Linked DNA regions of Homo sapiens: region 1 is linked to region 2. The links are chromatin loops, found by intact Hi-C in ENCODE. Cell type or tissue: dorsolateral prefrontal cortex. All regions are shown on one strand.

Region 1 (5,000 bases), 130 kb before region 2:
CTTCTGCTGCAGGTAAGGAGATATAAACTATCTATCTCTCCATCTAATCTATCTATTATTTATTTAAATTCCTTCTTTTTACTTTTAAAATTTTCAAAAATAATGCCCCACTTAGGAAAGTATTCCATATTTACAGAACTAATCTTGATGTACAGCTCTTATTGTCTCACAGCCTTGTTTAAAATCTTCAAAGATTCTCATCACCTACAGAACAAAGTCCAACGATTTTCCAACCTTGTTTTTTTTTCTGTTTCACATCTCTGATTCTCCCACTCAGCTTATTTTTCTGTTCCCAGCATTTTAATTAACTCGCTTTATCATCTCTTTGTTGGTGGGTTAACTCTCACTCTTTGATACTGTCTTCAACTCCAAAAACTATCTAACCTTTGATAAGCATCTTCATGCCAAATATTCCAAAAAGCCTCTCCAGATTCCCCAGAAGAAACTATGCCTTTTTTTTCAAAATGCCTGTAACATTTTATCTATCACTTTCTGATGTATGGCTCCTTATCTAACAAGCTTATGCTTATTTATCTTATGAATTATTTACTTTATTGGAATTTATGCACCTAGAAGGAAGGGATCAGCATCTAATCCATCTTCATATGCTCCAGGGCACCAAGTACAGTAAGTCTGTCACATAGGATGTGTAGAATCATTATGTAGTAAATGAATAAAAATATAATAGTTGTTTTTGATTCTTTCTCGAGATTTTTCCCATTCATTTGTATTATACTTTTTATAGTTAATATATACAATTATATTTGTGAATCTCGGTTAATGTATTAAAAGCATAAAACTGCAAGATTTTAACATTTTCTTCATTTTTTAGTAGTTTTATGATTTTAAGTTATTTATATATTTTAAAATATTGGAATTAAATATAGCAGATCTAACAGCATATATAATTCCTGATTTCCTACTGAAGTGGCTGTAAAGGCACAAAATATGAATACACAAGGAAAAATATAATGATCATTTTGATATATCAAAATAATCTTTTCTTGTTGAAAATTAGATGCACATGTGACAAATAACTTAGATCAGAGGTACGTGAAATTTAATACCTGCAAAAGTTGGAGATAATGAAAAACAAGCATATTTGACACACAAATTTCTGTAAAGGCTCAGAAATTGGTGGCATATACCCAAAGCTATACTTTATGCGTATCTTTCACGTTTACATAATAAATGCAAAGTTTCTCTTAATCATAATTTCTTCATTTCATTACTTTCTGAAACCACCAGGTACATAAGCAGTAGTTATTTAAAATTTGTTATTTTTTATACTTTTTAAAAAATTTTAAAAGAACACTGGGTTGGCATTTAATGGACTTCAGTTTGAATCATGTCTGTCACTGTCTGTAATTTTTCCTTTTCTCTGCTCAAGTTTCCCTTTTTGAATGATTAACCTATTACTTCACAGAAAAACTGATATTACTATTCAAACGCATCTTGGTAAAGCATTGAAGAGCTTTTCAAAATTGAAGTATAATTTGACACATTAATTTCTTTCTTCATGACAATTATGTACAATTTGGTCTGAGCTATCACAATAACTAACATCACTTAGGCTTCACTTTTTATTTATAATATGTTCAGAAGTTATTTATTCTCACATTTGATGTGAATTAAGCTTGGATCACTAAGACATGTCTATCCTTTTTAAAAGTAATGAATACCAAACTCTCACTATCAATTTACTTCCTATAAAATATTTTATTTCCATCAATAAATAAAGCAACCAAGGTGTAATTTGCCAAGGCCTCTTATCTCAGTAATTTCAAATGCCATGTAACATAGGCAGCTATTGTTAGACGTCCTCTCTTTCTCTGACTGACTGACCTAACCAGCTGACTCTATTCAGTAGCTGCCAGCTTTCTCTTTTCTGTTACTAAAAGTGACTCACTGCTTGCTTAGCTCAGTAATCAAAAACATCCTGAAGGTATCTCTTCCACTTTCCTTTCTGTGTCTGTCTCTGTCTCTCTCTCTCTCTCTTCTCTCTTTCTTTCTCTCTGTCTCTCTCTCTCTCTCACACACACACACCCACATTCTCTCTCTCTCACACACACACACACACAACCCTCATTCTCTCTCAGAAAATTATTTCTTATATTTATTAATCAATGTAGAGTCAATCTCACCCTCCCATCTTATCCCTTCTGCATTAAAAATATGCACAAATAATTAGGATATAAAATATCAACTGAAAAGCAATGGATTTACATAGAATAAAAATATTAAAATATTCTTAAAAGAGTTTTGATGATTCTATTTTATTGTATGCTAATTATTTAAATGTTGGTTAATTTATAAGTAGATAATCTCAGTTAAGCAAAATACCATCAATCAAATCATTATATTCCCAAATCCAATTATTCCCAAACAAGTAATCACTTGCACATTCTAGAATATATTTCTGTGAAATAGAGAGTGTTATACAAATCTTTCTAGTTTCTTATGTTTGCATAATGAGTTTCTAGGATTTAAACCCCAAATGTGTTACCATCACTCTCAAATTTCATTCAGTTATATAACACCCCTATATATATCCTGGAACCCATGCATGGTAATTCATTGAAACTCATGGTCAGTTTTGGTGAAACTTCCTACATCTTTAGTCTCGACATTCTCATTAATATTTTTCACTAATTGAAACTGGCTCTGTACTAAGGATACTGCTTTCCCTAATGTTCTCTTAAGTGGTGGCTGTTTTCTTTATTACATTCTTCCTGCAAAGGCCTAGACATGGAGTAGGTGTCCATCTGACTTCTCAAGAACTGTCACAGGGCCTGCTAGTCATTTCTAAGCTCTTTCTCCCTCCCACTTCCCCAAAATTTTATGGCTTTGGTTCTCCAAACCCTTCTTGTTGTACTCACTAACTTTCTCCCTAATTATAACCTTTTTTAGACTCGTTAGTCTCCCTACTTATTCCCTGAGACTGACTTAATGATAATTTCTCCACAACCACTCTCATCAAAATCCTTGGTAATTTCATTATCCACACTGATGACTTTCAGTCCTGGCCTCTCAGCTGCTTGTCCTCTTCTTCAATGTATGGTTCTCTACATACCTCAGAAACTCACATGATCATATTATGCTTGCTAATTACCAATAAGTGCTATGATCTATGCTTGTTAATTACCAATAAGTGCTATTTATTTAAGAACTCAATGGAAACATCCTCCTCACCAACCACTACTCCTATCTCTCCAGGTTGTTTCCTTCAATATGCTAATTCTCTAAATGCCTAAGACTCACCAGTATCTTCAATTCATAATTCTTACTCTTTTTTTTTTTTTTTTTTTTGAGACAGAGTCTTGCTCTGTCACCAGGCTGCCAGGCTGGAGTGCAGTGATGCGATCTTGGCTCACTGCAACCTCCACCTCCCAGGTTCAAGCAATTCCCCTGCCTCAGCCTCCAAAGTAGCTGGGACTACAGGTATGCACCACCATGCCAGGCTGAGTTTTTTTTTTTTAGTAGAGATGGGGTTTCACCATGTTGACCTCGTGATCTGCCCGCCTTGGGCTCCCAAAGTGCTGGGATTACAGGCATGAGCCACTGCACCTGGCCCTCTTACTTTTTTTTTTCTTTTCATTTTTTGTAGCCTAAAATCTAAATAAGCAAGAGTGTCATAACTTGGATCCTTGTGGGTTGAAATAACCACTTTATTTGTGTACCTAAGCTGAAATGAGAACAAGTGGAGACTGGGAAGAGGAAGCCTTATAAGGAGATCAGATTGAAACCTCAGGTAACAAGATAGATTACAGGTGACATCTCTTTTTTCAGCTGTTATTTGGAATGACCTCATAATAAAGCACAAAGATCAGGCCTCAGTAGACAACAACCTAAAGTTTAAATATTCTAGAGAACATTCCAGATGGGGCAGACCAACATGGCTAAATAGAAGCCTTCACCAGTTTCCTCCCTTCCCCTGCAGGAACAGCAATTTAACATCTACACAAAGAAAGCACCTTCATAAGAACCAAAAATCAGGTGAGCAATCACATTACCTGGTTTTACTTCATATCACCAAGAAGCACTGAAGATGGTAAAAAAGACAGTATTGAACTGCTTATACTACTCCTCCCCCATCCTCAAGCAGTGGCCTCCATGGCGTGGAGAATATGTGTTCTCTGGGGAGACACAGTACAGTGATTGTGGAACCCAGTGCTGCTGAACTCATTGCCCTGAACTCAGTACTGCTCTGTCATGGTGAAAATCAGAACTGGGCTAAACTCAGCCAATGCCCACACACAAAGGGAGCATTTAAACCACTCCTAGCTAGAGGAGAATTATCCATCCCAGCGGTTGAAACGTGGGTTATGTCAAACCTCGCCACCATGGCCAAATAAACTAGAAAGGCATTCTAGGCCATAAGGACTGTAATTGCTAGGCAAGTCCTAGGCTCAGAGACAGGGGATGTGGGACACCAGCCAGGACGGCTAAGGAAGTGTTTGTACTGCCCCTCCCCAACACCAGGCAATATAGCTTGCAGAAAAAAAAAAAAAAAAAAAAAAAAAGTCACTCCTTCTTTCTGCTTGAGGGGAAAAGGGGGAAGAGTAAAGAGGACTTTGTCTTACATCTTGAATATAAGCCCACCCCGTGGTAGGGACATGAGGCCCCCATTCCAGGTACTAGCTCCCAGATAACACATCAGGGAACACCCTGGGCCAGAAGGGAACCCACTCCCTGAAAGGGAAGGACCTAGTCCTGGAAGAATGAATTACCTGCTGACTAAAGAGCCCTTGGTCACTGAAGAACCAACAGCAATACCCAGGTACTACACCATGGACCTTGAGTAAGATTTTTGAGAAATGCTGGCTTCAGAGACCAGTTTGGCCACAGTGGGACAGAGCACCAAGTGGGCCCTTGGGGTCTCAGATGCTAGGCCTTAGCTCTTGGATGGTATTTCTAGGTCTGCCCTGGACCAGAGGGTGGCCCACTACCCTGAGGGGTGAATCCCAGGCCTGACAGCATTTACCATAAGCTCGCTGATG
Region 2 (5,000 bases):
AGCTACAGAAAAGATTATTAAGCTAATGATTCCCCAAAAGGGAAAGAATATACATAAATAGCAGTGGGGTGGATGGTCTAGATAAGGATTATATATTATGCATTCTGAATTATTATTTGAGAAACCACACTGTCAGCATACCTTTCATCATGTTAATAATAAGCAACAGGTGGTTCAAGGGTAAAAAATGATGGCATTTATCCGCTCCATTCCCTCCAGAAGTCATCTTTGCAAAAACATAACTGTCTTACTAAAATGGTAATACTAAAACCTGATGAAAGTTTTTCAAATAAATCAATATTTATTTTTAGGTGTTGCATATACTTCAAAACAGATATTTGCATAAAATGTATCAGTAAATCCTTTTTAAAATTTATGTACAATTTTGATGGACTTTTTCCTTGAGATCCTAGAATAACTGAGAATGATATAGCAATAAAATCTCCATCTCTATAGAAATTGACTCCATAAATTCTAGCATATTTAGCTCTATAGTAGGCAACTCAGCTTGTCTCAATAGTTTAAGTCAAACACATTCACAAACTGTCCAAGTCCCTCAATAATTTAATAAAGTAATTTGAATAAAATAAGAGAATACTAAGTTATTCAAAATTTAAAATACATTTTAGAGAAGAAAGCTTTTATCTCTGCTCTCATTGAAGATAGTAATACTCTTACAATTCTCCCAGCGAGGAATCTTGTGTAGTTGATTTTATTAAAAAAAAAAAAAACCCAAAACAAATAGAAAACAGCATGCAACCAGTATTACCTACTAAATATATCCCATTGTTGGGAGGTCTTTCAAAAATTCATTTCTAGAAGATTTTAAAGCAGCCATTAAATAATGAAATGTCATAATGTCAAACACTGTTCAAATACTGATGAAGTGTTCAATTTTCGTTTTTGTTTTTGATTTTGCCAAATGAGGGCATGATAAACAAATTTTCTTTAGGTTTAGGAATATCTCACTCGCTATCCTTTTTGCTTGTACTCAATATTGGTGTAAACTTAAAACAAATATGCAACGGGTATGCTTTTATAAGGGCATTTATTTAGCAATAAAATGATGCTTAAGCTTTGTTCATGAAGTATGTAGGCAAGGTTCTCCATTAAATATTCTCAATCAAATGGCTAAACCTAATTTTAAAGTAAAAATTTGTGTTTCTTCAGGAATCCCTCTGCTAGATTTGGCTTGTCAGCTACTTCATGGAGAGGCTGAGAGAATGGGTTAGAGGAGGCAGGATGAAAGCTAGCCTAGGCTCCCTTTTATTTTCCTAAATGGTGACTGAGTCGGAGCTGATGAAAGAAGTTAACTCATCTCCACGTAGTGCACTGCAGATGGACTCCACGAGAAATTCTCTCAAATGTCACGGTAAGGATTGGCAATGTGTCTAGGAACCACTCTCGCTCCAGTTCAGGCCTTCCGCGTTTTAAAGGGTGGGCTAGGGGCGGTATTCAGCCAACAGGGCGGCCTCCTCACTGGGACAACCAAATTCAAGGCTTCCAGTTGTATCGTGCTCTGTACGTGAGCAGCTCTTACTGGGCTCCATTCAGATCAGGTGAGGAAAATAAAAATGACTGGCAAGCCATGGCCACTAGCTTCAAGTGTGGAAACCTGGCTCCCTCTTAATAACCCTTTTGAAAACTCCCCAGGGGAGTCTATGGTTTAACTCTTTTATCGCTGTCACCTGCAATCCTCCCGCCCTCGCAACCTCTTCCCGCAGAGTTCAAGGCAGTGATTCATTTTGGAATAAAATATAATCAAATGCATTGCAAAGATGTTCTAGATTAAAGTCATGTCGAAGCACAAATCTGATCGACAATTTTATGTAAGCGGGAGCGTTCAACGAGTCCTTACTGGTGCCGCCAAACATCCTCCCACCCTTGGAGAGCGGGCATTTATAAATCTTACATCTTCCTACCTCCTCCCTCAAATTCCTTAATGGACCATTAGTGACAGGATCGATCCTAGTTACTTTAGTAGCGATACATCGCAAAGGCACATCTGCTGTGTTTACCAGTGCCAGAAACACCATTCAAAAGTTGAGAGGTTAGAGCCAGCACTTTGTAACCTTTGTGGGCCGGGAGGGGGCACAGGGGAGAGCAGGGTGGGGGAGGAAGAGTGTGAACCTGGTGAGACCTGAACTCCTGTGCATCCAAGAAACAAGCCCTTGAACCAGCTGGGAGGGGGCAGCGGAACTGTGAACTTCTCCAGCAGCCCTGCGCCGCCGCGTTTCCCTAAACCCCTCTCCTCAGAAAACGGAGCCCACTCCCCACCCACATCCGGCGGCCGCGGCCCCCGCCTCGGAGCAGCGCGCGCGTGTGCCCGGGGATGTGGGTGCGCGGAACTTACGTCTCGGAATTTGTTCCACTGTCCGACTTCCTTGTCATACTGAGAGATTGTGGTGAGCCATTGTTTATCATCCAGAAAATTACCGCCGTCCGACCGCCCCCCGGCTGCAGCCACCGCCGCGGCAGCTGCGAGAGACTGACTGCACCAAGCGGCTGCACACACACACAGTACGGCTGACACCTTGAGCATCTGGGAGAGGAGACACAACGGGGGGTGGGGGGGCATGTCAGTGTCAAATAAGGGGTACGAAGCCAGGAGCGACCCTGGAAAACATGCATTAGCAACGACGAGGGTAGAGGGAGGAGGAGACAAGCAGAGGCAAGCGTGTCCCCTCCCCGCAGGCTTTACCCCCAAAAGCCGGGCACTCACACACACGCAGACCCAGAGGAGGAGAGGTGGGTATAAGGAAGCAAGCCCCAGCCGCAGCAGCCCGAGCGGGCACAAAACCGCTTCCTGGCACATCACCTTGTTGTGAGCCAGCACTGTGCTCGCAGCTCCTGCTGGAAATGCAGCCCTGCTCTGCCAACTCGCTGCTTTCTGGAGCTGCTGCACGCGCCGCCGTCTCGAGCCGTCCACTCAGCTCCCTGCGCCCGGCGCGCTCCCCCCATCTCCACCCTCCCTTCGCGCGCGGATCTCCAGCTTACTCCCCTCCGTTCCCCCTCCCTCCCCGACCTCCGTTTTTTTCCTCTTCCACCTCCTCCTATCCCACCTTCCTCTCGCTGGATCCCAGCTACAGTTGGCTCCGGATAGGACGCTTGGCTGGAGCCAGAGGACGAGGTAGCTCCTAGCCTAGGAATCCTTATCTGCTTTGTAACCTCTCCCCTCCAGAAGAGGTTCTCATGTTCGCGAGACAGCCTGCTCATTCTCTGCTCCTGGATTTAACACAAAGTGTACTATCTCTCGCAGTTGCCTCTGCTCCACAATTTCCAGGGTTGTCAGGCAGACGTGAGAAACAAGATCTGAGGAAAACTTTATGCATTAATAAATAAGAATACCTGGACTTCCTACCCTGTAAAGCTCCTGAACTCAGCTCCTCCCTAAAGAAAGGCCATCTATCCACAAGGTCTTGGGAGATCTGTTTAATTTCAGAAAATTTAAAGTTTGCTGTGAGCTTCTGGATTACTACCGACAGCAAACTTTCATGTTAAAGGTTGCAGTTTCTTTTTTTCTTTTCCTTTGTGTGTGTGTGTGTGTGTGTGTGTGTGTGTGTGTGTTTTGTTTTGAGAGACAGAAGCATAACGAGGTAGGGCGTTTGAGAACACCTATATCTCCTACATACTGTAGCTGCATTTTTCCCTTTATAAAAACTCCCTGGCAGCTTTATTTTAGAACGTAGAACCTGAATCGGAAACTTTAAAAGCCTACTGTCTCCCTCCTGCAAAATAAGACAGTTTTGAAGCCCGAACACCAATTTTGTATTCCAAACTTCCATTTATGACAAAATATTTGGCTTTCCATGTCGTTTCTACATATTCTAAATAAACTGGAAGGAAATCAGTAATTAGCCCCTTGTAGAGAAAATCTGATACAGAGAATCTCTCATATTTAGAGAATTTAGGTGAAGTGAATATTACACATAAATCAAGAAATGTCTGCAAGCCAATAGACTGCAATAACATTATGAATCTCTATTTGAATTATTAGAGATTTCAGCCAAAACTACATCTCCCAAAGCTACGACCTTTGAACATTTCTTGTAGCCTCCAAAACTTCAGAAGCTATTCGAATAGCAGCAGTACACATTTTCCATATCAATCTCGTCTAACATTTTGCAATCTATATTAACAAAACGACCAAACTCAATGTTTAATGTTAATTTCCTTTTTTAATGTAATATTTCAAAATAAATGTATAATATGTATGGTAGGAAATATAAGTGTAATATTTATATAGGAAAGAAATTTCTATTACTATTTTTAACTCAGAAAAAGATGTTTTTCTCAATTCCCCCCATTTCTACAGTGATGAATGCAATTAGTGGAGAAAAACACGGAACATACTACTGCAATTCATGGGAGCCCTGATTGACACGAACAAATGTCAGAAAACTTTAAGAATATAGATGTGTGCTAATTCTTCAAAGATATTTATTTTTGCCTGTTCACAGAGGGTTATTACCATGTAGTTTACATATTTAAATTCTTGTTTAGTAAATTTATTAAGACAATAGTAGGTGGTCCATTCTCCACTATCACCTTTTCCTGACCCCTGGTCCTTTGACCTCCCACACTCTCATCCTTAGCTCTCTTCCTCAAAATTTGAAGAAATACTTTATTATTAATAAGAATATCTCATCATGTTTTAAAACCTCATTATTTCTAAATTTAAGTCTAATAGGGAAAGCACAGAAATTGTTTCTTACAAGAAACTGATACTTGGCAGAAGTCAGTAATTCTAAAAGTAAAAATGACCTTCTAACCTTTGTAACTTACCTTTTAAAAAGATAGTTGTTATTAGCTACAAAATACTTGATGAGGAATAATGCTCTAACACTCATCCCCTTCAGCATCTGCTATACATTTTAGCTCAATAACTGGCACCATCTAAGGCCAACATGGTCACCTTTAGATTTATGGAAGCACATATATTTATGTTTATACAGCATTTCCCCCCCAAATACGTCTATTTTGTGGCTGACTCTCCAATG

What was found. Peaks named below come from ENCODE experiments on the same cell type or tissue, not always from the same donor. Only the 100,000 strongest peaks of a DNase experiment are listed, where the experiment ranks them.
Region 1: it touches region 2 in a loop (9-fold over the local background); 4 of 110 quality-filtered maps call a loop at or near these places.

What each region holds. Positions count from the first base shown.
Region 1 is chr4:167,098,425-167,103,424 of GRCh38, forward strand. The region is part of intron 2 of SPOCK3 (SPARC (osteonectin), cwcv and kazal like domains proteoglycan 3); the gene reads right to left. Among named protein-coding and RNA genes, the nearest start is that of SPOCK3, 130 kb to the right of the region's middle. In dorsolateral prefrontal cortex, no CTCF peak of the experiment used is centred here; no DNase peak of the experiment used is centred here; H3K4me3 peaks cover 1,009 bases; H3K27ac peaks cover 4,891 bases.
Region 2 is chr4:167,231,632-167,236,631 of GRCh38, forward strand. It overlaps SPOCK3 (SPARC (osteonectin), cwcv and kazal like domains proteoglycan 3), which reads right to left and starts at 2,863. Exons shown (of 11, transcript NM_001040159.2): 1 at 2,819-2,863; 2 at 2,354-2,542. The coding sequence starts at 2,542. In dorsolateral prefrontal cortex, a CTCF peak has its summit at 2,464; DNase peaks (open chromatin) are centred at 1,490, 2,460 and 2,930; H3K4me3 peaks cover 3,970 bases; H3K27ac peaks cover 4,656 bases; H3K27me3 peaks cover 1,102 bases.